Linked DNA regions of Homo sapiens: region 1 is linked to region 2. A link is a loop called in an ENCODE intact Hi-C map of the cell type or tissue named here. Cell type or tissue: B cell. All regions are shown on one strand. Each heading gives the region's core, and the rest is flanking DNA. Links, peaks and the distances in the headings are about the cores only. Region 1 holds the start of SMKR1 (small lysine rich protein 1). Region 2 holds the start of STRIP2 (striatin interacting protein 2).

The links. A loop is a pair of places that touch in the nucleus more often than their neighbours do. Peaks named below come from ENCODE experiments on the same cell type or tissue, not always from the same donor. Only the 100,000 strongest peaks of a DNase experiment are listed, where the experiment ranks them.
Region 1: it touches region 2 in a loop (4-fold over the local background); 7 of 110 quality-filtered maps call a loop at or near these places.

The regions. Positions count from the first base shown.
Region 1 is chr7:129,493,638-129,508,908 of GRCh38, reverse strand. It overlaps SMKR1 (small lysine rich protein 1), which reads right to left and starts at 6,378. Exons shown (of 2, transcript NM_001195243.2): 1 at 6,082-6,378. The coding sequence starts at 6,084. RefSeq lists silencers at 6,230-6,569, 6,630-6,679. In B cell, for the core only: no CTCF peak of the experiment used is centred there; DNase peaks (open chromatin) are centred at 6,418 and 8,688; H3K4me3 peaks cover 1,668 bases; H3K27ac peaks cover 2,983 bases.
Region 2 is chr7:129,426,206-129,441,476 of GRCh38, reverse strand. STRIP2 (striatin interacting protein 2) reads right to left here and starts at 7,045. Exons shown (of 21, transcript NM_020704.3): 1 at 6,876-7,045; 2 at 1,386-1,455. The coding sequence starts at 7,004. AHCYL2 (adenosylhomocysteinase like 2) reads right to left here. Exons shown (of 17, transcript NM_015328.4): 16 at 14,914-15,034; 17 at 11,266-14,438. The coding sequence ends at 14,432. RefSeq lists a silencer at 6,686-7,165. In B cell, for the core only: a CTCF peak has its summit at 7,485; DNase peaks (open chromatin) are centred at 5,896 and 7,106; H3K4me3 peaks cover 2,224 bases; H3K27ac peaks cover 1,154 bases; H3K27me3 peaks cover 3,581 bases.

The DNA.
Region 1 (15,271 bases), core at 2,775-10,774, 67 kb before region 2:
TTTGAAGTTCTCATCTTATTGTAAAAAATTGGCAAACTGATTCTAAAATTCATATGGAAACACAAAGGATGGGAGATAAAGGTTTGACACTGTTTTCAAAGTTCTCATCTTTTTGTAGAAGATTCCAAAATTCACATGGAAAAGCGGACTTAGGAAAAAAGAACCGGCTGTGTGCAATGGCTCACGCCTGTAATCCTCACACTCTGGGAGACTGAGGCAGGTGGATCACCTGAGGTCAGGAGTTTGAGACCAGCCTGGCCACTACAGTGAAACCCGGTCTCTATTAAAAAAATACAACAATTAGCCGAGTGTGGTGGCGGGCACCAGTAATTCCAGCTACTCGGGAGGCTGAGGCAGGAGAATCGCTTGAACCCGGAAGGCAGAGGTTGCAGTGAGCTGAGATTGCGCCACTGCACTCCAGCCTGGGTGAGAGAACAAGATCCTGTCTCAAAAAAGAAAGAAAAAGAAAAGAACAAAATTGGTAGACTAATACTACCTTATTTCAAGAATTATTATAAAGCTACCATAACAAGATGGTGTGATAGTGGTGTCAAGATAGGCAACTAGAACAATGGGACAGAATAGAGTCCAGAAATAGATCCACATTTGATCAGCTAATTTTCAACAAAGGTATTGGTGAAGCAAAGATAATCTTGTTCAACATATGGTGCTGGTATAATGAATATCCATTTACAAAAAAATGAACCTCAACCCATAGTCTCACCATATATAAAAATTAACTCAAAATAGATAATAGAAATAAATATAAAACCAAAAACTACAATACTTCTACAAGAAAATAGAGAAGACACTTTTGTTACCTTGGATTATTAGGCAAATATTTCTTGGATATGACATTAAAAGCACAACTCATGAAAACAACTTGATAAACTCACCATCAACATTTAAAACTTTTGTTCTTCAAAAGATATTATTAAGAGAATGAAAAGACAAGCCTCAGACTGGGGGAAATATCTACAAATCATGTATCTCATAAAGGCCTATATGGAGAACAAACAACTCTCAAAACGCCACAGTAAGAAAACCACTCAATAAAACATGTTCAAAGGTTGAATAGACCCTTCCCCAAAAAAGATATACAGATGGCAAATAAGCACATGAAAAGATACTCAACATTAAGTCATTAGTGAAATGCAATGAAAACCAGGAGATACCACCACATATATTTTGGAATGGCTCAAGTCAAAAAGACTGATCCTACCAAGTATTAGTGAAGATGTAAAGAAACTGAAACTCTCATACAACTCTGATGGAAATCTAAAATGACAGAACCACTTTGAAAAACAGTTTGCAGCCTCTTTAAAAAGTTAAACACATGTCTACCATATGACCCAGTCCATTCCACTCCTAAGGTGGAAATGAAAGCATATGTTCATTCAAAGACTTTTACATGAATGTTCATAGTAGCTTTATTTGTAATAGCTAAAAACTGGAAACAGGCTGGGTACAGTGGCTCATGCCTGTCATCTCAGCACTTTGGGAGGCCAAGGTAGGAAGATCGCTTGAGCCCAGGAGTTCAAGATCAGCCCCGGCAACAAAATGGGACCCCATATCTATATTAAAAAAAAAAATTGGCTGGGCACAGTGGCTCACGCCTATAATCCCAGCACTTTGGGAGTCCGAGGTGGGCGGATCACAAAGTCAGGAGATCGAGACCGTCCTGGCTAACATGGTGAAACCCTGTCTCTACTATAAATACAAAAAATTAGCTGGGCATGGTGGTGGGCGCCTGTAGTCCCAGCTACTAGGGAGGCTGAGGCAGGAGAATGGTGTGAACCCAGGAGGCGGAGCTTGCAGTGAGCGCAGATTGAGCCACTGCTCTCCAGCCTGGGCAACAGAGTGAGACTCCATCTCAAAAAAAAAAAAAAATTAGTCAGATGTGGTGGTGGTATGCATCTGTAGTCCCAGTTAAGGTGGGAGGATCACCTGAGCCCAGGGAAGTTAAGGCTGTGGTGAGCCACGATCAAGTTGCTGCATTCCAGCCTGGGTGAGAAAATGAGACCCTGTCAAAAAAAAAAAAAAAGAAAAGAAAGAAAGAAAACCTAAAAGCCCATCAGCAGGCGAATGGATAGACCATGGTATAACCATACAATGGAACACTACTCAGCACTAAAAAGGAATAATTACTGATAAATGATATAACATGGATGAATTTCCAAATAATTACTCAAGTAAAAAAAGTCAGTAAAAAAAAAAAAAAACATAATGTATGACTGCATATATATAAAATCTCAGAAACGATAAACTAATCTAGAGAGAGGGCAGACCAGCCATTGCCTGGGAGGGTTGGGAGGGAGTAGGGGTACAGAGAGGGGCAAGAGAGAAAGGTGGATTACAAAAAAATGGGTGATGGCTGTATTTACAATCTTGATTGTGGTGATGGCTTAATGAATGCACACATTTGCCAAACCTATCAAAGTGTGCATTTTATTTTTTATTTATTTTTTGAAACAGGTCTCACTCTGTTGCCCAGGCTGGAGTACAGTGGCACGATCATGGCTCACTGCAGTCTCGATCTCCCAGACTCAAGCGATCCTCCCACCTCAGCCTCCTGAGTAACTGGGACTACAGATTTGCACCACCATGTCCAACTAATTTTTTCTACTTTTTATAGAGATGAGGGTCTCATTATGGTGCCCAAGCAGGTCTCGAACTCCTGAGCTCAAGCTATCCTCTCGCCTCAGCCTCCCAAAATTCTGGGTTTACAGGCATGAGCTACCATGCCTAAAGCATGCATTTTAAACATGTAAAATTTATTGTATATACATTCCACCTCAATAAATCTGTTAAGAAATTATTACATGGGAATAATAAAGGTTTTGTTTCTGGGCCCATCCATTCCTTGGATTGGTTCAATACAACTTTGTGGCTCTTGGCTTTTCCTGGTCTCAGAACATGCAGCTCCCAACTTAAAACCCTCCAAACTCCTTAAGGAAAACCACTTGACTCCAGCCACACTGGACTTTCTTCTAGTTCCCAACACTCCGAGCTTCTCCCTGGGCAATGCTTGCTCTTCCTGCAGACCTTCTAATTGAAGGGGCAGAATTCGTTGCTTCTCTTTACGCTAGCCTCTGCTCAAATATCACCTCTTTAGAAAAACCTCCTTGACAGGCTGGGCATGGTGGCTCACAGTGGCTCAGCACTTTGGGAGGCCGAGGCCGGTGGATCATCTGAGGTCAGGAGTTCAAGACCAGCCTGGACAACATGGTAAAACCCCATCTCTACTAAAAATACAAAAAAAATTAGCCAGGCACGGTGGCGGGTGCCTGTAATCCCAGCTACTCAGGAGGCTGAGGCAGGAGAATTGCTTGAACCGGGGAGGCGGAGGTTGCAGTGAACCGAGATCGCGCCATTGCACTCCAGCCTGGGCGACAAGAGTGAAACTCTGTCTCAAAAAAAAAAAAGAGAAAAAGAGAAAAAGAAAGACCTCCCTGACACCATGTCTATATTCTGTCTGTAACTGGAGTGACCATATAATTTATTGCCCAAATCAAGATACTTCAACAAATATAAACAAACATAAACTGAGACTGTCCCAGGCTAGGGACAGGGGGAAGTACAGTGGTCTGTCTTTAACAGTCTCCCAGCAACCCCAGTAGAGTCACTGTCCATCTCCTTCCCCGCACCACTTTTCACTAGTTAATAGTAATTGTTGTTTATGTTTATTGTTTGTTTCCCTCACCAGAGATTCTGTCTATAAATTTACCACTGAATTCCCCAGCCTACACCAATATCTGCCACACTGCAAGGATGCATAAATATCTGCTGAGTGAATGAATACATCACAACTGAGATGCAATGCAATAACAGGATTTAGAAAGCAAATGTGGATTTCTGCTTTTCTGAATTTTAAGATGCCTCCTTCATTCATTCAACAAGTATTTAACAAAAATCTACTGTGTCCCAGGCCCTGTATTAGATGGGGAGCAAAGGAGATCTCACGATGCTTACAGTCCAGTGAGGTCTGAGGAAGACACTAGTCACCTAATCACAAATGCATTTACTCACGACCCATGCTGTGAAGAAAGGGCCCTATTGGCCAGGCATGGTGGTTCACACCTGTAATCCCGGCACTCTGGGAGGCCGAGGCAGGTGGATCACTTGCACCCAGTTTGAGACCAGTCTGGGAAAGATGGCAAAATCCGGTCTCTACAAAAATTTAAAAAATTAGCTGGGCTCAGTGGCACACACCTGTAGTCCCCAGTACTCAGGCTGCTGAGGTGGGAGGACCCCTTGAGCCCAGGAATTCAAGGCCAAAGTGAGCTATGTATGATGCCATCGCACTCCAGCCTGGGCAACAAAGCAAAACCCTATCTCTAAAAAAAAAAAAACAAAAACAAAGAAATTAATAAAGAAAGACCCTATAATGCCTATAACACATGGAATTATAATAGCACAAGATGGGCAAGGGCTGACCTCATCTGGGCCATCAAAGGAAGGGCTCCCTAAGCGTGGCCTGTGGGCCGAGAGTAGGGAATTCCAAGACCAACAGCCTATGCAAAGTCTCTGAAGCCGGAGAGAAGGTGCACAAAGAGACGGAAACCCAAAAAAGGCCAACATGGCCAGCCCACAGGCAGCCAAGGGGGCCAGTGAGAGCAGCTAAGGAAGGAAAGGTAGGCAAGGTTCCGCTCTGGCTTGCAGGCTCTGTGCACTAATGTGTTTGACCCTCATTCAAGGAGCATGAATTAACTGGCATTTGCTTCAATGGCTATGTACAGCATTCTGCCTCAGTTCCCTGGGCCCTGAAAGAAATGGCAGTTGGCTGGGCACAGTGGCTCACACCTGTAATCCCAGCAATTTGAGAGGCCAAGGCGGGCGGATCCCTTGAGCCCAGGCGTTTGAGACCAGCCTGGGCAACATGGCGAAACCCTGTCTCTACTAAAAATACAGAGATTAGCCAGGCATGGTGATGCCTGCCTACGGTCCGAGCTACTTGGGAGGCTGAGGCGGGAGGATCACTTGAGCCTCAGAGATGGAGGCTGCAGTCAGCTGTGATCACACCACTGTACTCCAGCCTGTGTGACAAAGTAAGACCCTGTCAAAAAAAAAAAAAAAAAAGGTAATAGCTCTTTACCTTTAATAGCTCATGGAATGACTCTCAAACCAAGAAATTTTTACTTAATCCTTTTACACGAAACAAACTGGAAAGAACACAGAAACTTAATGATTTCTACACTAGAGTCTAATGAGGAATAAGGCTTTCCAAGGAAAAACAGGCAAAGCACCAGAGGTGAGGTGCAAAGGGCTGTGGGCGCTGAAGGAGCGATGGGGAAGCAGGAGGCAGGGTCCTTCTGATCCAAGCCTCAAAGAAAACGGATCAAGACAGGGAAGGCGCAAGGGGCTTCCAGAAGAACGCGGGTTTAGTGTGGGATGCAGGGTTTTTGTTCGTTTTGTTTGTTGTTGTTTAGCAGAGAAGATATGGCAGAGAAAGCTCGAGGTTGAGGCCCCTTTAGCAAGGGCTCTGTGCGCCCAGCTCAAGCGTGCAGTACTTAGTTTAGCAGACAATGATGCCTCCCTGAGGACTTGGGGCAGGGGCTGGAAGGTCACAGCCCTTCTGGAAAGAGCAGCGAGGGTTGGAAGGAGGTCGTAAGTGACTGGATGAGGGCTGAGAACAGGAATGCTGTTGACAGCAAGGTGGTGGTACCAGGCTCACTCTCTGCTTCCTGAGTCTGCAGAGCAGTGGAGAATCCCGCGCGGGCACCCAGGGTGGCTACGGCAGCTAACAGCTCGGACCCGTCACTGTGGGCATGGCCTGGCGCCCTGACGTGCCACACCACGGTGCCACCCTCCCTTTATTTTCCACATCAACCGTCTGGGTGTGGGGGCTGCTCAACAGGACCACGACCTAAAACCTGGAAAGACGGCTGGCCTGACTCCGCGGCTGCTGCGCCCCCAGCAGGCGCGGACCGCCGGGCACCCCTTGTCCCTCCATCTTTTCGCCACGCGTTGAGGTCGACCCCAGGGAGAGGCGGTGACCTCGGCGCCCGCGCCTCTCCGGGACAGCCTGGGGCTCCACGGCGCGCGCCCTGGCCCCGGGTACTTTAGGGAGACGGGGATTACCATGGCGATTCTCAGCCGAGCAGGCAGGCGTGGTGGACTCTCCCGATCCCGAAGCCCTTAGCATCCACCGGGGCCGCTGCCCCCAGCGCCCGTTCCCCTAGCACCCCCGGCCCCTTCTCGGCCCTCCTCAGGGAACCGCCACGGGCCCAGCCTCACTACGCCTCCCCGCCACGCCTCGCTGGGAGGAGCGCGGCCGGCTCGGGAGGCAGCCAGCCGCGGAGCCGCCTGGACGCGAGGCACCTGCTTGCCCCACGCGGCACCTAGGCCGCCGCAGCTGTGGGCGCTGGGCCGGCGTGCGCCTCGGGGGCGGGGCCGCGCGCACAATCACCGGGCGTGGGGCAGGGCCTCGCCGTGGTTACCGTTGCCAGGGCAAAGCGGCAGCGCGCGGAGGGTGAGCGGAGCGGGGTTCCGGGCTTGCGCGCGCGGGATGGGCCGTCACCTAGTACGAGGCCGACCGCGGCCTCCAGCGCCCGGAAACCCAGTTCGGCGCTTTAGCGTCTGGGTTTGGGCTGCCGGAGCGGCGGGCGCGGGGCGAGGGGGCGGGCGCGGGGCGAGGGGGCGGGCGCGGGGCGAGGGGGCGGGCGCGGGCGGCGCTCCCACTGGGGTGGCACTGGGGTGAGAGCGCAGGCTAGGCCCGCTCACTCGGCCAACCTGGGAGAGATCATCGGAGAAGCTCTTTTGGGAAACGAGCATAAGGACTGTGACGGTGAAGGGAGAATATCATGGGAAATGTTTGCAAAAGAGCCGGATAAAGAGAGTAAGGGCCCGAGAGACTAAAGGGGTGGGGAGGGAGTTCATGTGCAGGTAGGATTGGGCGAGAAAGGTACAGTAGGTACAGTTTTGCCTCCAACCTTGCCAGTTCCAGCCTCCCTCCCTGCAGGTGAAGTCTACACTTCGGGTGGTACGACTCATTCTTTTTTATGACTGGTCATTCCTTTTTTTTTTTTTTGAGACCGAGTCTCTCTCTGTCGCCCAGGTTGGAGTGCAGTGGCGCCATCTCGGTTCACTGCAACCTCCGCCTCCCAAGTTTAAACCATTCTCCTGCCTCAGCCTCTTGAGTAGCTGGGATTACAGATGCGTACCACTATGCCCGGCTAATTTTTGTATTTTTAGTAGAGATGGGGTTTCGCCATGTTGGTCACGCTGGTCTCGAACTTCTGACCTCAGGTGATCTGCCCGCCTCAGCCTCCCAAAGTGCTGGGATTACAGACGTGAGCCACTGCCCGGCCTATCATTCCTTTTTATTCAACAGTTATTGAGCATCTGCCACGTGCCTGACACTCTTCCAGGCCCTGGAAATTGAGCTCTGAATGAGGCAAAGTCCTTGTTCTTTTAAGGGGTGATTTGGGGGAGGTGGTCGTGGCTGAAATGGAGGGCCTGGCAGACATTAAAAGTGATAGGGACAGTATGGCATATTGCATTAAATTGATGTGACCACTGGGTGCTCTTTTAGATTGGTGACTGGGGAAGGCCTCTCTGAGGAGGTGACGTTAAAACAGATCTGGATGACAAGGAGCAGTCAATTATGCCAAAATTAGGGACAGGGGGAGGAGGCTAGACCAAGAAGCAGGAGTAGGGTCCTGGAAGGCTCTGCAAGGATGTGGTGTTTTGTTTGCTTTCTCTTGAAAGACAAACTGGCTTCCAAAGAGGACTGTTTATGTTCTAGGTTCTCTTACATATGCTTTCCCTAATCCTTCATTAACAGAGCAAACCCAACTTCCAGCTACTTTTAATATGTCTGTGAGTTTTTCTTATGAGTCCATATGCCCTGGATATGGCAAATTCTCCTGCCCTCCACCTGCACTTTCTTCTCTTCTTGCGCCTGTCTTCATCCCTGGATGGGGCTGGCCCACCCCAGCCGCTTACACTTCTCTGGGTTATCTCAGCTCTCCCAAGGTTACCCCTATGGGATCACTCCCAAATCTGTTCCAGCCCTGCTTTTCCTGAGCTCCAGATCAGAGATCCAGAGCCCTGCTACAAGGTTGTTTTGTTTTCTTTCTTTTCTTTTCTTTTCTTTTTCTTTTCTTTTCTTTTTTTTTTTTTTTTGAGATGGAGTCTTGCTCTGTTGCCCAGGCTGGAGTGCAATGGCACGATCACTGCTCACTGCAACCTCTGCCCCTTGGGTTCAAGCAATTCTCCTGCCTCAGCCTCCCAAGTAGCTGGGATTACAAAGCATGCGCTATCACGCCCGGCTAATTTTTGTATTTTTAGTAGAGACAGGGGCCAGGCTGGTCTTGAACTCCTGACCTCAGGTGATCCGCCTGCCTCGGCCTCCCACTGGGATTACAGGCGTGAGCCACTGCTCTGGCCTCCTGCTACAAGTTTTAAAACTCAGCTGTCTTGAAAGTAGATCAGTGGTCGAGGTGTGCCATGGGTGGGGGAGGATTGACTCTGCGGTGGGCTAAGAGGAAAATTCCTGAGTGATGGAAATACTCTCTATCCTGATTGTGGCAGTAGCTACACAGGTGCAGGGCTGGCTGCATTATTTGCATGGCTTAGTGCAAAATGAAAACAGGAAGAAGCAGGGAAAAGTGCCACTAAAGGTACTAAATTAGAAAGCTTTCCTTTTCTCTGTGGTCTCTATCAACCTGTTATGCTGTTTTTGTTTACTGTTTAATGTGTTTCCTTGGGTACGGGAACACTCCCCTTCCTAGCTATCGTCCCATAGCAGATGGGTGGCCCTCGAGGGATTGCACCCTCTGTGCCAGGATGTGCTTGGTGTCATGACTGTGGTGGACAGGATGCTCGCGTGTCTCACTCTGAATGTACGGGGGTATTGCCATGCCCTGCCCTAGATGGGGTTGGGGGTTGGGTAGGGTGAAGGTGGGGATTGGGGGTAGTGGGGGGTGACAAGAGGTGAGACTCAGCAGCAGCTAAGGCACCAACCCCCTTCCCCCAGCAGCCTCCATTTTCCCGTCAGATTTCATTGACAAAACAAAAATTCAAAGGTAAAATTACTAAGAAATTTTCACACTGTGAAACTCAGAGCACTAAACCCCGAGCCTATGGCCCTTCTAAGAGTAGGACTCGGCCAGGCGCGGTGACTCATGTCTGTGATCCCAGCACTTTGAGAGGCCAAGGCGGGTGGATTACCTGCGGTCAGGAGTTCAAGACCAGCCTGACCAACACGGTGAAACCCCATCTCTACTAAAAAATACAAAAATTAGCCAGGCATGGTGGTGGGCACCTGTAATCCCAGCTACTAGGATGCTGAGGCAGAAGAATTGCTTGAACCCGGGAGGCAGAGGTTGCAGTGAGCCGAGATTGTACCACTGCACTCCAGCCTAGGTGACAGAGCAAGACTCCTTCTCAAAAAAAAAAAAAAAAAAAAAAAAAAAAGGAGTAGGACTCTGTGTGACCACTGGGGGGTCAAACAGCCCATGAACCTGGCCCTGCACAGGTATATACATTTGTCAGAATTAATTAAATTATATACTTCAAATGAGTGCAGTTTACAATATATGAATTATAGCTTGATAAAGTTGATTTTGAAACTTCAACTCAGGAACCTTACCCTACCGCATCTAAAATCAAACATGGCTGGGCGCGGTGGCTCACACCTGCAATACTAGCACTTTGGGAGGCTGAGGCAGGTGGATCGCTTGAACTCAGGAGTTCAAGACCAGCCTGGGCAACATGGTGAAACCCCATCTATGCAAAAAAAAAAAAAAAAAAATACAAAATTTACCGGGCATGGTGGCACGCATTTGTGGTTCTGGCTACTTGGGAGGCTGAGGCGGGAAGATCGCTTGAGCCCAGGGAGTCAAGATTGCAGTGAACAGTGATTGCACCACTGCATTCCAGCCTGGGCGACAGAGCAAGACCCTGCCTCTAAATCAATAAAATCAAACACTTCTCTTAGCCAATGTGTATCTCCTTCTGTTTTGGATGATGGCCTCAGCAGCCATCTAGGTACCCACGCTAGGAACTTGTCACCTTTGATCCCTCTCTCTCTCCTTGTATCTAGAACACTCTCATCTGCACCTACTTGAGGCTGCCTCCTGACTTGTTGTTTTTTTTTTTCTTTTTTTGAGATGGAGTTTTGCTCTTTCACCCAGACTGGAGTGAAGTGGCACAATCTCAGCTCACTGCAGCTGCTGCCCCCCGGGTTCAAGCAATTCTCCTGCCTCAGACTCCAGAGTAGCTGGGATTACAGGCGTGTGCTACCACACCTGGTTAATTTTTGTATTTTTAGTACAGACAGGGTTTCACCATTGTTGGCCAGGCTGGTCTTGAACTCCTGACCTCAGGTGATCCGCCTGCCTTGGCCTCCCAAAGTGCTAGGATTACAGGCATGAGCCACTGCGCCCAGCTGACTTTCTTTTCTTTTCTTTTCTTTTCTTTTTTTTCAATTTTTTTTTTTTCTTTAATAGAGATAGGGTCTCCCTATGTTTCCCAGGCTGGTCTTGAACTCCTGGGCTCAAGGGATCCTTTTGCCTCAGCCTCTGAAAGTGCTCAGATTATAGCCATGAGCCACCACACCTGACCCTCACCTTTTTAAGTCTGTGGATGGTGCCACCTGCTCCCAATCACCCAGCTGCAAGCCTCTCAGTGTGCCCTCCTGCATTGCTTGCCAAGCCCTGTCTCTCTGGGGGACCGCCCTTCCCCACCCTGCTCTTCCTCAGATCACCACCCTGCTCAGGCCTGTGCTGTCTCTGGCCTGGGCTGCTACAGAAGTCTCCTGACCAGCCCTGCTGCCTCCTGAGGCTTCTGCACTCCATCTGGTATTCTTTCTAAAGCACAGATTTAATCATGTCTCATCCATTTTCAAAAACTGTTGATGACTATTTCCTACAAAGAACTCCTTGGTATGGTATGAATATGTGTCATCTTTCCGAATCTCGCCTCCATCTGCTTGTCTAGTTTTACTTACCCTTGCTGGCCCCTCATGCCTTATTTTGGCCACTCTCCTCTGTCTCTGGGATTTGTGGTGCTCCACACCTCCCAGCCTCTACTTATGTGTTCTCCTTTAGCTGGAGTGTTTTCTCCTCCTTGCTTATCATCAGAAGCCTGTTCAACCTTCAAGGCCCAGCACAAACTGTGAGTTCATTAATCACTAGCAACACTTTGTGCCCATTAAACTCAGCCTCGGCCTCTGGCATTGCATGAATCTGTACTTTAGTTAGAGAGAGGTTTCCTTGTCTCCTCCACAGTGAGCAGCCTCTTTTAGGCTCCTCACTTTATGCCACAGCAGTAATGATAGAAGTTAATGGAACAATTTTCATGGTTCATTGGGAAGTATTATTGCCTTTATTCTGCCAAGCCCAGAGACTTCATTCTCATTGACCTCTGAGCCTAAGTGAAGGCTGCTAGCCTCCCCTCCTTTAAGTCCCCCACTTGTTTCTGGGGCATGCTTTCTGCTCCTTGCTCATCCCAGCCCGCATCGTCATTACATGCCTATCTGCCTCCTGCTGCACTCCAAGTGGGGGATGATCTCAAAGTCCACTCCTCAGCCCTGTGCGCTTCTCCCTCAGTGTCCCCTCCCCTGCTGGCTCAGGGAGTCATGTCAGTGCCTACCACTCTCATGATGACACAGTCTCTGTGGTGAAAAATGGCTGCCCTCTGAGCTCTGGCCCTTAGCCCCCATCATTCCCTGCACTTTGGGCATCTCCCCTTGTCCTGCCTCATCTGGTCCCCACTGGCTGCACCGTTCTCCCAAGCTCTTGCCCTTCGTCTCCTCTAGCTCATCTTCATCCATCTAGAATGATAAGTTCATTGGTCAGGCCTGAGTGTCCTTTGGAAATGCTCTTGTATCAATCCCTGCCTTGATATCCATATCATTTTATCCTTTTCTTGCTGCAAATTGTAGCCAACACTGAAGGGACGTTTGCACACATATTGCATTTTCACTTCACTATAACCAGTGTGGTCGTTTCTATTATGTTCTCCACTTTGTACACGAGGTCAGAAAGTAAGTAACTTTCCCAGGTTCACAGTCAGAGTCAAAGCCCGCTCTGTCTGTCTGTCGAGCCTGTGCTGTTAACCGCTATAATTATTCAGAAAGGTGCCCTGGACTTGAGGCCAGAAGATGTGAGTTCACGCCTTGGCCTCACTACTTATTAGTTGGGCAATTCTCTGAGCTTCACTTTTTCCCCTTGGGTTACTGTGAAGGCAATATGATAGAATAACTGTGAAAGTACTATGTGAATTAATTAATTATTATTATTTATTTATTTTGAGACAGAATCTTACTCTATTGCCCAGGCTGGAGTATAGTGATACAATCATAGCTCACTGCAGCCTCGAATTCCTGGGCTCAAGTGATCCTCCCACCTGAGCCTCCCTAGTAGCTGGGACCACAGGCTAGCACCACCACACCAGGCTAATTTTTTTTATTTTTAATTTTTTTGTAGAGACAGGGTCTCCCTATGTTGCTCAGTCTGGTCTCGAACTCTTGAGCTCAAGTGATCCTCCCTTGGCCTCCCACAAGTGCTGGAATTACAGGCATGAGCCACTGCACCTGGCCTGCTGTGTGAATTTAAAGTGTTTCCAAGAAGCCTTACTTTAAAAGATATAAAGTACAAGAAAGCATGTTTTGCCAGTGGACAGGCAGGATATAAAATGGTCTAGTGATGATTGAAACAATTTCAGTGGCAGGACTGTTTTCTATCAACCAAATGGATCTTCAGCCTTTGCACGGAAGAAAGCCTTAGCATTGATCTGCAGGGAGATAAGGAGAGCTGCTGAGGTGGGTGGCTGGATGGTAGACTTTGTTATAGCACATAGTTCAGATTCTTGCTAGTATCAGAACATCATTGATTACATATGCATTTGTCTTAAATGCCAGTTTACTTAAGAATCACTTAATGTTTAGGACCTTAGATGTTTATTCCACAAGAACTGAACAAATCTTCCTGTGTAAAGTGGAAGATGTTAAATTTAGATAACTATTCATTCTCACATCAGAATAGCACTAGTTAATTTTATCTATTTATGAATACACATCCTTATGTCTTCTTTATAAATAGTAATGCTAACTGTGCTGTTCTTTTTAAAAATTACCAGAATTGAAGCATGCATTCTTAGAATATCCAAACTTAGAATATTCTATCACTATCTTTCTTAGAAGTTACACTTAAAAATTCCTATTTCCTCTTTTCTACTCTGGTGACATCTTCTTTCTGTCCTTCCTTTATTTTTTCTTTCTCTTTTTTTGTTTCATTAAGTGCAATAGTATATCACTGGATTCATTTCATGATAGCCCCACCCTTGATAGTCCTTATATTAAAGAAGAAGTTACAGAAAAAATAAACCGTTCTTTGTAGGTCATTTCCTCTGTTCACCCACTAGGGTCCTAGCAGTGAGAATGCAAGACCTTGGGATACAAGGCCAGCTGGGGCAGACTTAGGAGAGGAGTCATTCATATCCAGGACAGAGGTCAGCAAACTCTGTGAAGGGCCAGAGAGTAAATATTTTAGACTTTGTGGGCCCCGTGTCCTCTTTTTTTTTTGAGATGGAGTCTCACTCTGTCACCCAGGCTGGAATGCAATGGCATGATCTCGGCTCACTGCAACCTCCGCCTCCTGGGTTCAAGCGATTCTCCTGCCTCAGCCTCCTGAGTAGCTGGGACTACAGATGCCCCCCACCATGCCTGGCTAATTTTTGTATTTTTAGTAGAGATGGGGTTTCACCATGTTGGCCAGGTTGGGCTCAAACTCCTGACCTCGTGATCTACCTGCCTCGGCCTCCCAAAGTGCTGGGATTTCAGGTGTGAGCCACCTCGCCCGGCCCTGTGTCCTCTTTTACAACTACTAAACTGTGCTGGTGTAGCATAAAAGCAGTTACAGGCTATGCAGCGCATAACAGCATGTTGGTTAATGGTGGACCACATATACAACAGTGATCCCATAAGATTATAATGGGACTGAAAAATTCCCATCACCCAGTGATGTCTTCATGATCCTGACCCTGTGTAGGCCTAGGTTAATGTATTTGTTTCTGACTTAGTTTTTAACAAAAAAGTTTAAAAACTAAAAAAAATTAAACATAGAAAAAGCTTAGAGAATAAGGATATAAGGAAAGAAAATATTTTTGTACATCTGCACAATGTGTGCGTGTTTTAAGCTAAGTGTTATTACAGAAGAGTCAAAAAGTTTAAAAATATTAAAAAGTTTATAAAGTAAGTTACAGTGAGCAAAGGTTAATTTGTTATTGAATAAAAAAATTTAAATACATTTAGTGTAGCTTAAGTGTAGAGTGTTCATAAAGTCTGCAGGAGTATATAACAATGTCCTACACCTTCACATTCACACACCACTCAATTTCAGCCCTGCAGTCTCCATTGATGATAAGTGCCCTATACAGGTCTACTATTTTTACTGTATTTTACTTTATTTTTACTGTACCTTTTCTATGTTTAGATACACAAATACTCATTCTTGTGTTACAATTGCTTGCAGTATTCAGTACAGTAACATGCTGTGCAGGTTTGTAGCCTAGGAGCCATAGGTTATACCATATAGCCCAGGTGTGCAGTAGGCTATACCATCTAGGTTTGTGTAACTACACTCTATGGTGTTTGCACGAGGACAAAATTGCCTTATGATGCATTTCTCAGAAAGTATCCCCATCACTAAGCAACGCATGACTGTACAAACCACACGTAAACAAATGAGCACATCTGTGTTCATTTTCATGTGTCAGAACATATTTTTCTTCTTTGGATTTTCCCCAACCATTTAAAAACGTAAAAAAAAATTCTTAGCTCATGGGCTGTATAAAAACTGGTAGTAAGCTGGAGTTGGCCCACGGGCTGTTAATTTGCCAATCCCTGATCTAGAGAGTTAAAATGCTATTTATTATTCTTGCTGGGGGATTGAGAGGGAGGGGAATGAGGTAGGAAAAATAATAGCAATTATTGGGCACTCATATTTAGTAAGCATTCTCCTAAGCACTATATATAAAAATCATGTATACTCATTTAATACAACCATAGAAGGTAAGTAGTAATATTAGCCCCACTTTACAGATGGGGAGTCTGAAGCATAGAGAGACTAAATCATCTGTCGCATATCACACAGCTAATAGAGGCAGAGCATGATACAATAGCTCACCAAGTTGGGTCTAGCACCCTCTATCTGAGCCATTATGCTGTACTGCCTTTCTGGGTAAAATGTTATCTTCTGGTAAAGACATACTTTCACAGGCATCCACATGGAAGATCTTTGTCCTGCCAGCTCCATTAAGCATT
Region 2 (15,271 bases), core at 2,706-10,705:
CTGATGAGCATTGTAGGTTGTTTCCAACTTTTTACACTGATAAACAAGGCTGCAATAAACATCTTTGTACATTTTCTTGTGCCCAAGTGTAATTTTCTTTAGAGTGGATATCTAGGAGTAGACTTGTTGGGTCACAATATGTGCACATCTTCAACTTTGCAAGATATAAGCAAAATGCTTTTCAATTTTATACTCTGCTCCCCCCATGTCTAGCAGTGCATAAAAGTACTAATTTCTCTGCACCCTCACCAACCCCAGGCTTTTAAGTTTTGCACTCTGATGATTGTGAAATAATATTTTATTATTTTAATTTGCTTTTCCCCATATACTAATAAAGTTCAATATCTTCTCATATATTTATTGACCATTTGGCTTTTTCTTCTATAAATTCCCATTTATATTCTTTGCCCATTTCTTTGTTGGGTTGCTCATCTCTCTCCTCTCTTTAAAATATATATATATTTATATCATATTCCTATTATGAATTCTAATCCTTTGTTGGTTATTAAACTTAGCTCTCTATTTCTCTGTCACTCATCACAAAATTTATTCTCTGTGCTCATGCACAAGAACGTCTTTAAAATTGTTTGTCTCTTTTCTCTGAAAAAGCATGCCTCAAAGTATCACTTCCATGTGACAGAATATTTAAATTTCACACATCTCCACCCAAAGCTTGTTTATTAATAACTGGCATTCATAGCACATGTAACATGGAGGCCCTTAATGTGAGGAGATCACATTTACCCTAAGCTAAAAATCCAGACAGAGACAAGCAGGCCAGCACTGAAAGAAGAATGGAATTACTTAACCCCAGCTCATAAACATCCAAGCAGAACTCTACTATGATGGATGCAGGTGACATGTCCAGCCTTGCTCAGCTGGCCAGTTGACTATAGTTTTTCCTCGGACTTTGCTGAGATTTTAATAAGGGGCAGTTGCGAGAGGAAGAAGGAAAAGATGGAGGTAGAGGAGACAAAGGAAAAAGAGATGGCATGGGATAGAAAGAGGGCAGCAGAAAGAAGTAGGCAGGCAAAGATATGGGTGACAGGAAGAGAAAAAGAGAAGGAATATGGAGAAGATGGAGAGAAAACTGATTTGAGAGTGCACCAAATCAGTTATTTTCAAAGAGAATAAAGAAGAGTGAGCAGGAAAGAGTGATAGAATGACAGAATGAAGAATACCATAGCCAAGGAGAATCACAGAAGGAAATGTGAAGACAAACAAAGAGATATTTACCACTTGGATGGAGAGGAAAAGGAATGTGGAGAACAGCCTTTGTTCAACAGCCACTTGGTGAGAACAGACAAGCTTCCAGGGAGATCACAGGCCCCTTCCCTCTCCTCCTGGCCATTCTTCCACTAGCTACTGACCCATCTACCTCATACCTGACAACTCGGCTGCATGCCCATCTGCATCTCCATACTCAAACTCCAGAGTGGGACAGTCCACAGAGCCCTGTAACAGAGAAATTTTGTTGGTAACTGGGATAACTTGGAAAAAGGGGTTGCCAAGGGAAGACTGTACCCTTATTTATCTTCTTCCCCTCATGGAGGCCAAGGTTAGATCAGGGAGACAGTTAGGAGAGTCCTATTTGGGTCTTTCATCTCAGAGGTACCCTACGCCAAGCCAAAACTTGAGTCTCAGTGTGGGGAGGGGCTGAGGATTCCTATACAAAATCGGAAAGTCTGAATAAAGGGCCAGGATCTCAAACATATATGAAAGCTATGGTCTGTGTCCATATCTAATCTACATGAACACAGACCAGAGGAGCATCTAGCTGATTTATATAAAATTGAGACAGACAGAAACAAAGAGAACTGGATTCTAGCTTCAGTTCTGTCATCAACCCACTGTATGATATAGATCAAGTCTCATGCTGTGGATCATAGTTCCTTATTTTTAAAGAGGTTCTTTAGCTCTAATATTCTGCAACTTTAGGATTGTCAAATGATGCAACATCTCCACTCCAAGTTGTAGTAAAGATTACATTTCCCATGACGTTGTATGTATAAATTTATAATCCTAGTAAATATGTTTTAATATAATCCCATCTTCTAACTTAAACATTTTGGGATATTTCCTTCCTGTATATGTTCATACATATGAATTTTTAAAATTTTCAATCTCAGCTCTGTCACATACTATTTGATCTTGGACAAGTTAACCTCTCTGTGCCTCAGCGTGACATAAAAAATATACTGTTCTTTGCCCCTGGTTCCTGGTACAGAGCTCCTGAAACTCTTAGAAGTTCCTGAGTGATAGGAGTGTCAGTTATTCATAATGAGTCACTGTCAGCTTTACCAGAATTTATGCTCATGAGGTGACTTATGTTAGGAAAGACGGAGCACATGATTAGAGGGTTTAACTTTCAGCACCACCCCCACATCCAGGGAGGGGAGGGGTACTACAGATTAAGTTCAGTCATGTGGCCAATAGTTTAATTATGTCTAGGTAATGAAACACCATAGGAAAACCCAGAAACAACTAGGTTCAGGCAGCTTTTGGGTTGGGGAACAAACAGATGTGCTAGGAGAGTGCTGCCCAGGGAAGATAAGGAAACTCTGCATCACCCCAAACCCATACTTCGTCCTTCGCATCTCTTCCATTTAGCTGTTTCTGAGTCATATCCTTTATAATAAAATTATAATTCTAAGTACATGCTTTCCTGAATCCTGTGAGTTATTCTAGCAAATTATGGAACCTGAAAGGAAGATCATGATAACCGCTTAATTTGTAGTTGGCCAGGCTGAAGTGTAGATAGCTTGGGGATCCCACCTATGGCTGGTGTCTAACGTAGGGCCTTGTAGGACTGAGCCCTTAACTTGGGGGTCTGTGCTAATTCTAGGTAGTTAGTGTCAGAATCGAATTGAACTGTAGGACATCCAGTTGGTGTCAGCGAATTGTTGGAAAATGACCTGCTCAGTTTTCCCATCTGTAAAATGAGGATAATAACAGGACTTACTTCATAGGGTTATTTTAAGGACTAAATGAGTTAATATAGGAAAGGCACACGGCCTAGCACTTCGTAGCACTATGTGAGTGGTCACTCTATGATTTTAATATTATACTATAAAGGCATTCTTCTCACATTATTATGACTATTAGTTTAAATGGTTGTATAAATGGATGTACATTTATTTGTTTACTTAACTAGTTCCTTATTGAATATTTAAATGGTTTTTAATTTTCCTTTATTATATGCAACAAACTGTAATAGACTTACACTTTTTTCTATATTTAGGATATTTCCTAAGCATAGATTTTTATAAAGAAAATTAATGAATCAAATCTTATGAACATTTTAAAGTCTCTTTGTATATAAGTTGCTCCCCCAAAACATTATGCCAATTTATACTGTCAACAAAGCAAATTGGCCGGGCGCAGTGGCTCACGCCTGTAATCCCAACACTTTGGGAGGCCGAGGTGGGCGGATTACGAGGTCAGGAGATCGAGACCATCCTGGCTAACACGGTGAAACCCCGTCTCCACTAAAAATACAAAAAATTAGCCGAGCATGGTGGCGGACGCCTGTAGTCCCAGCTACTCGGGAGGCTGAGGCAGGAGAATGGCGTGAACCCGGGAGGCAGAGCTTGCAGTGAGCCGAGTTTGCGCCACTGCACTCCAGCCTGGGTGACAGAGTGAGACTCTGTCAAAAAAAAAAAAAACAAAAAAAAACAAGGCGAATCATGTTTTAATCCACTATAGCAAAGATTTCCAAACTTTTGGATTAAAAGGAACAGTAGGGAAAAAGAAAAAGGTGGAGAGTGGCAAATGACATAGGGTTGTTGCTGTTTTATTCTGATAGGTAAGGACTTTAAAAACTTTAAAAAATTCAAAAAATGAAAGACAGAATCTCAGAATAAAGAACAGCCATTAAAAATTGTTTTTCAAACTTTTTGGAAAAATGATACCTTTTACATTACGTCCCAGCACACACACACACACACACAAACTGGAACAAAAGTTTAACAAAATATTTACCTTTACTGCATGTGATGCAGTGATATTTTCTATTATTCTCTTTCTTTTCTTTTTTTTTTTAAGACAGGGTCTTCCTCTCACCCAGGCTGGAGTGCAGTGGCATGATCACAGCTCACTGCGGCCTCAACCTCCTAGACTTAAGTGATTCAGCCTCCTGAGCAGCTGGGACAACAGGCGCGCACCATCATGCCTGGCTAAATCTTTTTTATTTTTTATTTATTTGTAGAGATGGGGTCTGCCTACATTTCCCAGGCTTGTCTCGAATTCCTGGCTGAAGCTACCCACCTGCCTCAGTCTCCCAAAGTGCTGGGATAATAGGCATGAGCCATCATGCTGGCTTTATTTCTTAAAATAAAAATTTTAGCCTCAATTAACAGGTTGCCCCCTATAGCAGTTTGAAAAACACTGTTTTAAATTGTATACATTCTTAAATTTAATATATTGAACTAAATTTTTAGAAAAACTCACTTCGATGACCTGAATTTTCCTCATTTTACCACAGACCAGTTAAAACTTTGTCAAGGAGTTTGAGATCAATAAACCAGATCTGGCTAAAAGAGGTCTGAGGTGAATCCTTTTATTAGGTTAAGACTCTTCTTATTAAGCAAACAATTATTCTTTAGCTTCCTTTTTAGGTTGGGATGTTCACACACTAAGCCAGTGGGAGAAGGTAGGTCAACAGTGCTTCCATAAACAGTGATACACGATGAGGCTCTCTTGACTTGTGCCACAGTAATTCTCTTCTAGTGATTTTCTAAAAGCCCTAGAGAGGAAAAAAATCCCATCTCCTCTAAGGACTGCCTTCCACAGGAAAGCAAAAAGAGGGAGAGAAGAAAAGCAGATCTGGCACCTGGGTACTGTGGTAATAGGGGATGTACTGGCAGGTAAAAGGAGTCCTGCTGCAGCAGAAGGTAGAGGAAAGCTAATCTTTCCAGCCAGGCTTTTGGCAGGCAATGAGCCCAGATAGAGATGATCGCAGCAGTTGTTCATTTCCAGGCATGAAGAGTGCAGCTGCAGACAATCAGCAGGTAAACCGCGGTGCAGGTGGAAAGCTTTCGAGTCTCTGGACACTGCAAAGTACTGGCAAAAGCAAAGGACTGTACTCTCAGAGCCTTTGCCTGAAGAAGACTTGACAGGTGGGGAACAGATTGCAACTTTAGAAGGGAGACCCAGGCAGAGACTTTTATTCCCCCCATAGAACATATCATTCTGAAATTATTTTATTTATTTACTCACAATTTGTCTCCCCATGGGCGAAGACCCTATCTTGTTCACTGATATATCCCTGGCACCTAAAACAGTGGCTGGCAGAAAGTCCTCGATAAATAATTGTTGAATTAATGAATGGCTCATCTCCCCAAAAAAACATTTGAACGAGAACAATGTCTCTGTGGGGGAAGGAGGTACAGGGTGCCCTAAAAGACCAGACTCATCTTGAAGTAGGGAGGGAGATGATGTGGCGGGTATCATCTAGCAAGACAGGAGGGCTGAGCTCTCTGCCTCTGCAAGGTGGTGACTTTGGGCCAGTCTTTTCATCTCCATTTCTACCTTGAAAAAAAATGAATGGATTCCTCCTACTCTACCTACATCAAAATGTAAAGCATACATGAAATCACTTTGGAAACTGAAATGCTATTCAAATGGTAAGGCAAGGTCTGGGATGCCAAAAACCTGGTTTCTAGTACCAGCTCTGCCACTTGATGATGATGATGATGATGATGATAGCAATATACTAAGAGTTACTATGTACTGACTAATTACATGCATTGTGCCTGCACTGTGCCAAACATTTTATAGTCAATTATCTCATTTTGACTTTATCACAACCTTCTGAGGTAGGCAGTGTTAATCTCATCTTACAGATGAAGAAACTGGAGCTCAGAGAGGTTCCGTAATGTGCCGAAAATCACACAGGTAGTAAATGATAGGGCTAGGAGTCAAAACCTGGTCTGACTACTCCAAAGTCTGGTGTTCTTGACCACCAACTATGCCAGATGTCTGATCTTGGGCAAGTCACTCCTCTTTTTTTTAGGTCTGTAAAATGAAAGGGTTATACCAGATGATATCTGCAGACCCTGCCACATCTGATATTTTGTCGTCTATTCTGATCCCCGCTCAGATCCAACTGATGGGAACTGCCTCAATGAGGGGATAGGGAAGTGATAATAATTCAACGCTTTCATCTTCATAGATAGGGTTTCTTTTTTCAGGAGAGGAGGAAGAGATCGAAATATTCACACTCCTATCTGTATCCTGCGACTGCTCCCTCCAGATAGCCACTCCAGGACTGCCCCTGCCTGAATCCCGTCTCGCTCAGCCCTCACAGGCAGGGGCCTGATGTCCGCGGAAGGCGCTCCCGAAACGGCCTAAGACTTACGGGGGGAAGGGGACGGGCAGGGAACGGGCAGAAGTCCCTCGGCTGGCCCAGGGGCCCGCCGCAGGCAGCCTGGGAGGGGGACTGCGGTTGCCCCACTCGCCAATCCTGCTTTCCTGCGGCTGAGCTCCAGCCTCCCACCCCTCAAGCCAGTCACTTAACCTCTCCGCTCCTGTTCCCCCGTCTATAAACTGGGATCGGAATTTCTGCTTCAGGGGGCTGCAGCGATTAAGTGAGATAAATATTTGGAAAGTATCTGGTCCGCTCAATACCGCGCTCATCTTCGCGCAGCGGGGGAAAGCCAGAGGGCTAGAAAGCCCCCAACCCGCGGCAGGAGACGGGCGGACACTGGTCCGGGCCAAAGAGCCCAGAGTTCAGCCGCTAGGACCCCGCAGGCGCCCACTGCGCGGGGCTGATCGAGCGCGCCGAGGGCTCCGGGGCCGAGGCCGAATCACCTCAGCCGCCGCTTCCCGCCGGCGGGCGTCTCCGGGCCCCAGCCGAAGCTTTCCGGGCTCCTCACCTCTGACTCCCGCCGCTGGCTTCGGAACGCTTCGCGGCCCTTGGGCGCCGCCTGCTTCCCTTTGCCGCCGCCGTTGCCATTGCCATTTGCGGGCGGGCCCCCGGTCCCAGGCGCGGCGGGGTCCTCCATGCTGCTGGTCAGCGGCTCCCCTCAGGGTTCAGCTCGCTTTGCCGGAGGCGACCCTACCGCCGCGCGCCGGGAGCCAGGCCCCGCCCCCTCCACCTCTATTGGTTACGGCAGCTCGCCGCAACCCCGCCCCGCGAGGCGATTGGCTGCTCGACCGGCCGGAGCGGGACTCGAGGAGGTGGGGGCTCAATGAAGAGATTTTTGAGGGGATCTTTTTAGTCCTGCGGCATTGCTGGCGGACGGAGACTCCTAGGTTAGCTACAGGCTCCACACCTCGCGAAAGCTGGGCCTTGAGATCAGGCGGGTTATCTCTGTGCTCCTCACTCGGTGTCTCTCAGCTCTCACCCCCGTCCCTGTAGCGACCTTTTCCGGAGCTCTAGTCTCCGCCTACTGCTCCACAGCAGTCTCCGTTTCCCTGTTACCACCGACCCGGCCCCCCATATCCCGGCTCCTGCACACGTCCCATATCCCGCTTAGTCTCAGGGGAGGGATGGCACCGCCAGGTGGCCAGGGACATCGCCCGAAACGAGGGACTCGCTGTCTCTGGAAGCTGAGAATTCTCAGCGTTTTTCTGAAGAGAACGCATCTCGCCCGGAGCTAGGGCTTGGCTGGGAGACTGGAGGTCTAAGGGTGGGATGGGGGAGTTTTTCCATCACTGAAATTGGTGGTGCCCTCGAGGGCTGCTCCTGTCATCTGCCCTTCTCTGCTGTAGGGGGCCTCTTCCTCATGGTGTGTAAATGTTGAGGGTAGAGCAAGCCCCCACCCTCACCTGCTCGCCAGTCCTTTCTTTCCTTCCTCTCTCTTAGATGCTTCCTAAGGGCTCATTGTTACTGGGGGCAAAAGAGGCTGTTTGATCTGCCCTCTCCTGAATTTAAAAAGTAGCTTGTAGTAAATATTTAGACAGTCTGGCTTGGTAATAGAAGCCCCAAAGACGTAGGCTCAGGGGAACAGGTGGGACCAAATCGCTGTCCCCAGCCTGGTTGCTTTAGGAAGGGTCTGGGGGATTGTTGAACTGAGCTTGGTGCCAGGCACTGCAGTAAGCGCTTTCCAAATATCACATCATACCTCTCCCCGACAGGGTGTTTTTACGAATCCAATGTTACTGATGAAGAAACCGGCACTTGCAGATTCCTCCCTGCGGTTTCCAAGGTATCATATTCTATCTTGTCTCAGGGTCTTGCCTATGCTGTTCTCTGGAGGAGACTGTCTTCTGTTCTCCTGGTTGATTCCTTTTCTCTCATAAAGATTCTAGTTAGTTGTCACCTCCTCCTCCTCCACAAAGCTTTCCTTTTAGCCCTCAACTCATTCAGGTTGTGTTGGTGTCAAACCAGTTCTGCCTAGATCCAAAATCCTAACATTTTCCACGATATACCCAAAGCAAAGGGCCTAGAGGAATTACTCCACCTTCCCATACCTTAGGGACAACCCTGTCCCTTTCTTAACATCTCTCTCTCTCTCTCACTTTTCCCTTTGCCAGTTCATAGGCGACAGAACAAGGCAAGTTTGAGAGCACTCTTTGGAGCTTTTTGGGTTTTCTCACCCTGGTCCAATATCTCCTTACTGTACCTTCACATCTTCCTTTTCCTCTTCCAGTCCCACTCCTCTCCCCACCCACATATAGGCTCCTAGCGAGTAAGACCAAATTTAGCTCATTTTTGTATGCCCCTAATTTATGTACGTTTAACGCAGCGTTTCACAGTCTCTGTACTATTGACAATTGGGGCTGAATATTTATTGTAGGGGGCTGTCCTGTGCATCGTAGGATGCTTAGCAGAATACCTGGCCTCTCTTCACTAGATGCCAGTAGTATCCTCCCGCTAGTGCGACAACCAAAAATGTCTCGGGGCGGGGGGCTGGGTGTGGGGGGTGGGGAGTGTGGCGTTTACAGAACTGAATTGATATGAATTTCCAAGAAAGTCCCTGGCTCAAGGCCTGAACTACTTGACTTTGGATTTTTTTCAGGGTATAATTTGTTAAACTCTTAAAAATTTACACCCTGCTTTAAAGTTCACAACCCACGCCTTGCTCATCACTGCTTCAGTGTGGTAAACCTGCCACAGCACAGCCCATTGGGATTTCTTAATAGAAAGAATTCATTATTCTATCTCTCTTCTTCCCAGTACTTCTCCTCCTAAGTAGTCAGAGCCCTAAGGTTAACAGGCCCAGAACTTCATATTCTTTTGTGAGCCTAATCAATCGGCAGGATCCCAACAGTGGTAGCAGACAGGAGTGGCCAGTTTTGATGCTTTATTCTTTTCCTGCCTATTCCTAGGGGAAAGGGCAGACTGATCTTGGGAGTAGGATAGAGGACAGCTTGCAAGTCCCCTCTGGTGGCTATCTAAAGCCACTTGCTAAGCCTAGAGGCTCCATCTGGCTTTAATTTCAGAGAAGGAATGTGTAAAACTGGTGCTATGAAGATTGCATAGAGTCAACACGAGGAGAGACCTCAATCCATGATCTTTTCCACATCTCAGCGAAATAGAATACCTTTACTAAGATCAGACACCTATGTGCTCACTATAGGCCCAGACGTTCAAAATTTCTAATAAGGAGGAAGATATCTGGAAACAACTGGAAGATGTAACAAGAAACCACAGAGTAACTGAAAACTTTGAAACTACAGGCCATGGAATTGGCACACATTCAATTTATTTTAGCTTATTTGTCAACAAAGGCATCATAGTCATCAATACCATTCACCACAGAGGCACCCATACCTGGGAGCTAGTCAAGGCTGGTCAAGTCTCTCCATCTTGCAGAGATGGCTCCAATGCTGTTATATTTGACGTTATTAAAAAACCTACATTACCAATTTCCCTTGTCCCAAAACTCAGGCTGCCAGCAGAGGGTTGGAGGTATAAATAGGTGTAGTTACAAGAATCACATATACCCTTTTCCCCATATAAGCACTCCACTTTAATCCACAGAGGTCAGATACTTGACTAAATGGATAGCACCTGGCACTGAGAAAGCTTAATAAGACGCAGTAAGTTTTAAAGTACCTGCTTTTTGAGGCTATCAGGCAGTTAGGATAATTTAGTAAAAAAAGGATAGAACACCCTCCTCTCTCCATAAAGGGCAGGTGTGGGTGTAATGATGCAACAGAGGTTGTAGGGCTCTAGATTGAGACAAGGAATGATGTGTATGCAGTCAGCAGTGCGTGCCAGGCTCTGTAAATAAGCAGCACTTTTTATATATCGCTTCATTAAATCCTTATCCTAGGAGATAAGCAGTATCCATTTCACAGGCAAGAAAATTGAGGCTGTGAGTGGTTATGTAATTTGACTAAGTTACATAACTTGTAAATGGCAGAGCTGGGATTCAAACCCAAGCTAGCCTGCTTTAAAGTTCAAGTTTTTTTGCACAATATTGTGAGGTGGAGAAACTTGTGCAGCAGTGGATAGCTTGGGCTTACCCTATGATTCTGAAATAAAGACCCAGGCACCCAAGGTTCCATCCTTCACAAATGAGGAGTCAAGCCCTACTGCAGGGGAGCAAATCCTTTGAGCTGACCGGCTTCATTGCTAGCTGCTGCATTCTCCTCCTCTTAACTGGAATGGCACTAATTTTGAGGATTACTGACTGCCCAGACGATTCTAGCCCTGTGTCCCTTAATCTAAATAATCAGAAGCCAAAGTGGCAGAAGATTCTGCTATGAAAAGAAAACATCTTGCATACAGGATGCAGAACTAGTTTAGGTAGTCAACTAAAGAAGGTGGCTATCAGAAAGCTACCCAAAGATGGTTACCCTACTGGCAGTTGAGAAAGAATAGGCAATTGGATTATCCTTTGGTTAAATCAGGCAACTTGATTTAGAGACAAATCTCTGCCTGATGCACTTCTTTCTTCCCTTTGGCTGGATATAATCAGGTCCTAGTTATCAAGGTCCTTTGGTCCCAAACTGGGGGATGCTGATTTCCTGCATTTTTCAACTAAAAGGGAGTCAGGGACCTAGAACTATGGTTTAGTTTCTCTGAGTTAAGCCTACAGTCCTCGACTCCCCAGGGTGGTGGTTCTGAGAAGACAGGTTCTTTACACACACAGCCAGGATGCGCGTGTATGCTGGCTGGTAGGAGGGGAACATGATATTTATTAACTAAGGTCAAACATGCCTATTGGTAACATTTTCACATCCTAAGGTCAAACATGCCCATTGGTAACATTTTCACATCCTTGCCCTACAGCAGGATCTCTAGTTTGTTGCCCAGAGATCTCTCTCATCTCTGAATTTCTAGTTCACAGAAACAAGAAATACCCTTAAGAGTCCATGTTAAGAATATTTTATTTGTTTTTTGAGATTACATAGTCATTATTGCTGATCTAATACAATCACTTAGACATAAAGATTTCCAAGAACTTCTCAGAAATGGTGATCTTTAGAAGTGTTATTCCTTTCAGTAAGATGACAGAACTAGATGATTACGTATATAGATATATAGATATATATATATATATGTATATATAGAGTTTAGAACCTGTCCACATATAATTTGCTGGTGTTGCCTATTTTCCTTCCGTAATTTTCCTTTATTGAAAAAGCTTAATGCAACAATGCATTTTGATTCCTTTTTAAAAACCACGGCAAAGTTAATTTTGAGAAAACCACAGGAGCAGCAATATCAGATCTGTTTAGAGAAAAGCGAAGCAGCATAAAAGCTTTGCAGGAGTATGTGGCCATGGGGAGCCGTGCTCATATGGGCAAGTAGGATAGGGAGGGAGGAGAGCAGAGGGAAGGTAGAGTAGATACATTTTTTTTCTTTGTTTAAATGAAAAAAAGAAAACTGAATATCTCCATTAAGAAGGCAAAAAAGTGCCAGGCACGGTAGCACACACCTGTGGTTCCAGCTACTCAGGAAGCTGAGGCAGGAGGATTGCTTGAGCCCAGGAGTTTGAGACCAGCCTGGGCAACATAGTGAAACCCTGTCTCTAAGGGTGAAAAGAAAAGAAAGAAAGAAGGCAAAATATTAGCACAGATTCATTGTAGAGAAAATGTTATGTATCCTCACAGACTGGAGCCACATACAAAGAGATAAGTAGCCTTCTTTCCCATGCTTCCAGATAACCAGGATGCATCTAAGGTAAGAGGTTGGAGGAAAGAAGACACATTGCTCTGATTCCAAGGGTAGAGGGAATAATGACCAGATTTCAACCCTAAGATAGAACCCAAATACTTGGGAGGCTTGTGGTTCTTTCTTCTTAATGGTTGATAACACAGTGTCCCTACAGAGAGGTCATCTGAAACTCAGAGGCAAATAACTCATCATGGGCAGCAACACTGGCAACCTAACTTAGAAGCCCCGTGTGGCCCCTTTTTTATTTGGAGTGGGTCTCTTCACTACAGCAAGGCAGAATGTACTCTTTAAGTACCAGCACATAGTAAGCTCCAGAGAGCAAGGCTTTGCTGAGAAACAGCAGGTTATGATTTTTGGTCTAAGAATACAATAGGCTAGAGACCATCTATCTGCCAAATGGAATCTGCTCTGGATATAAGATAAGGTACAAAGATCTGAATCCCTTGCTAAAGGGAACCAATTAATACAAAAATCAGGACTAGGTAGGCAAAAGGAAGAACTGAATGGCTTAGTGGAATTTTTAGCATTTATGATCTTCCTTACAAAAAAAGAATATAACCAGTACTTGCTGAGACATATGGCCTCTGAAGAACTGTAGTCTATGGGCTGAGCCTGTATACTATTAAATGAGGCAAACAGTCATTTACCAAAGTTCCACTTCCCTACTTCCGAAAGTAAGGTCACTTTCAGACTAGCTTTGAGAGTATATGTGAAGACCAGGAGAAGTTGGAGAGGGTAGAGGTAGAAGAAGAGAATCAGGATGGGAAGGTTTTGGTGATCATGCGTGGTCTGGTGTTATCTTGAGTCACCTTGGTCTTGAGACTTTGAGGCAGACCAGCATAGGAAAAAAGTGGGAAACAAACAAACCTGAGAGTGTTAAAAAGGATCGGTAAGGGGAAGAGGCTTATTTAATTCAAGTTTCCTAGGGCCAGTCCAGACTAACTCTTAGAACCAATCTGGTCCTAATGAAATGCCTGAGACCAACAGATCAGTCTCCAAAAGGAATCCAATTTTTGGGTGGGACATAAAATGTCACGCTGCCCACACCACATTACTAATTCTTTTTGTAGCACTGGAGTTACTCAAGAAACTGACTCTGAAATACAGAATCATCAAATGGAAGAGGTTAAATCATAAAAGATATGCCAGCAGAGAAGTCCACAGATCAGACTGCAGATCTCGGTTTCATCCATGGCAATGGCCAAAGGAATGAATGTCTGACGAGGTTCAAACTAGTCAAATTAGCTTTGATAATCTGGATACAGTTTACAATTTCATCTCTGTATCCCTCAGCCAGTCAAACTGCAATGGCCTTCCTGGGAAACAAATAAATATACTCTGCTTTGTTAGGGTATCAAGCTGTGAGTCTGAAAGACCTGTCCCATTTCCAAAGCCTATCCCCCTAAGTCCCTGGAAAAGTATGCCTTTCCCTACTCAGTTTCAGACGTAGCTTTAGGCAATAGCAGGAAGTTTCAGGAAGCAGTGTTTCACAACAAGCTCTCCTTTTCTGAGATAGTGCCAATCTGGAGGGGCTTCCTTGGAAACTATCCAATCAAATGACAAGGAAGTAAAACTATGGGTCCCAGTGGAGCTGGCCCCACTTCCTGAGCAGACGTTGGCTGGATTAGAAAGACAGCAGAACAAATGTCTGACAAATACCAAAACTGTGGAGGAAATAATGGAGGCACATCCCTCTTGCAACCAGGAAGTGTTAAAATGGACATAAATATTCAAGGAGAAGAAAGGAGTCCTGGGTAAGAAAGGAGACCCCTGGTAGGCACAGCACAGCTGAGTTCTTGATGTAGCTTGGCAAAGCCATAAATAACACTCCTTCCTTATTAGCCTTTATATAAAGAAGGCAGTGATAGTGATGGTCAAGATTGGGAACCCAATCTTGTGTGAAACACTGGCCATGTTAATTCCAAACGGCCTCACCCGGGGAAGGGCCAAGCTGAGAAAAGCAGGTGCTGAAAATTTATTCCAGAAAACTCCAGGGAATAGGGAGTATGGAATCCCTGGACTAACTCGTGAGCCTGGACAAGAGGAAAAACGGCCACTGCTGAGGATTCAGTCAATGGGGAATGATGCAAATGATGCACTGGGAGCAGTAACCCCATTTCTTTCCTTCCTCAGCCCATCCTCTGTGGCTTTCATGGCCCTCAGGGCAGTAACCACACTCTGGGCCAACACTACAGGCACAGGATTCTTGATTTTAATAAATAAATAACCTAACACACAGGGTGAGCACGGCAGGCAGCTTTGATTGGAGAAGCAGCTTGCTGAATTCTTTCTTGTATAGTAGTGGAGAAAAGGCTTGGAGTTCTATTCCTTAAAAATTCTGGTTTGAGTTACAGGAACTTAATACCTGGAGGGAAAAAGAAAGATGAGACTGTGATGTTATCAGCTAATGGGGATGCTGGGACATGAAGAGCCTGCCTAAAGGTGTAACAGGGAGGCAGAGACTTTTCTGGAGTGTACAGTGACAGGAAATAACTGTGTTTCCTTTTCACATCATTGAAAAAGGCCAATATTTCTCCATAAAGAGATAAAAATCATAGCAACAAGATGAAATGGGGAAAGGAATTGAGGAAGGGGAACTTTATTTAATGAGGCAAATAGCCACTTACCCAAACTCCACCTCTCTATCTCCAAAAGGCAAATTCAGGAAGGGGAATACTATTTAAGGCCTTGAAGAGTCTTTTGAAGGTGGCAGTGAGGGGAAGTGGGTTCATTTTTCTGAGTTCATGTAAGCATATGTGGTTGGGGATGCAAAGACCAATTCCAGTGCAGGAAGCTCATCACTGCCCAGGTGTCCCTGATTTCTGGGGAGCCCAAGGCACCTGTAGTAATTAGGCTTGAAGGGCCCATTCTTGTTGAGTCCCAGATACTTGGCCTGTTCATCTGTCAGCTCTGTCAAGTGGGCATCAAAGGTAGGCAGGTGTAGGCTGGCCACATACTCATCTGGAACAGACCACAGAAGCCCTGGTATAAGCATTCATGCCTTTTATCTGATGGCTATTGTCCCCAAGCTAGGCCTTAAAAAGTTCAAAGACACCTTCTAATTCCTGGAGCTGAATGAAAAATGTTCAACCTTCGCTCACTGGTCCTCAATTCTAAGGAATAGCTGCCTTCAGCTTCAAGCCCAGTGCTTTCCAAAGCCTTAATAATTCATCCTTACTAACTCAGCTTTGAACCCTG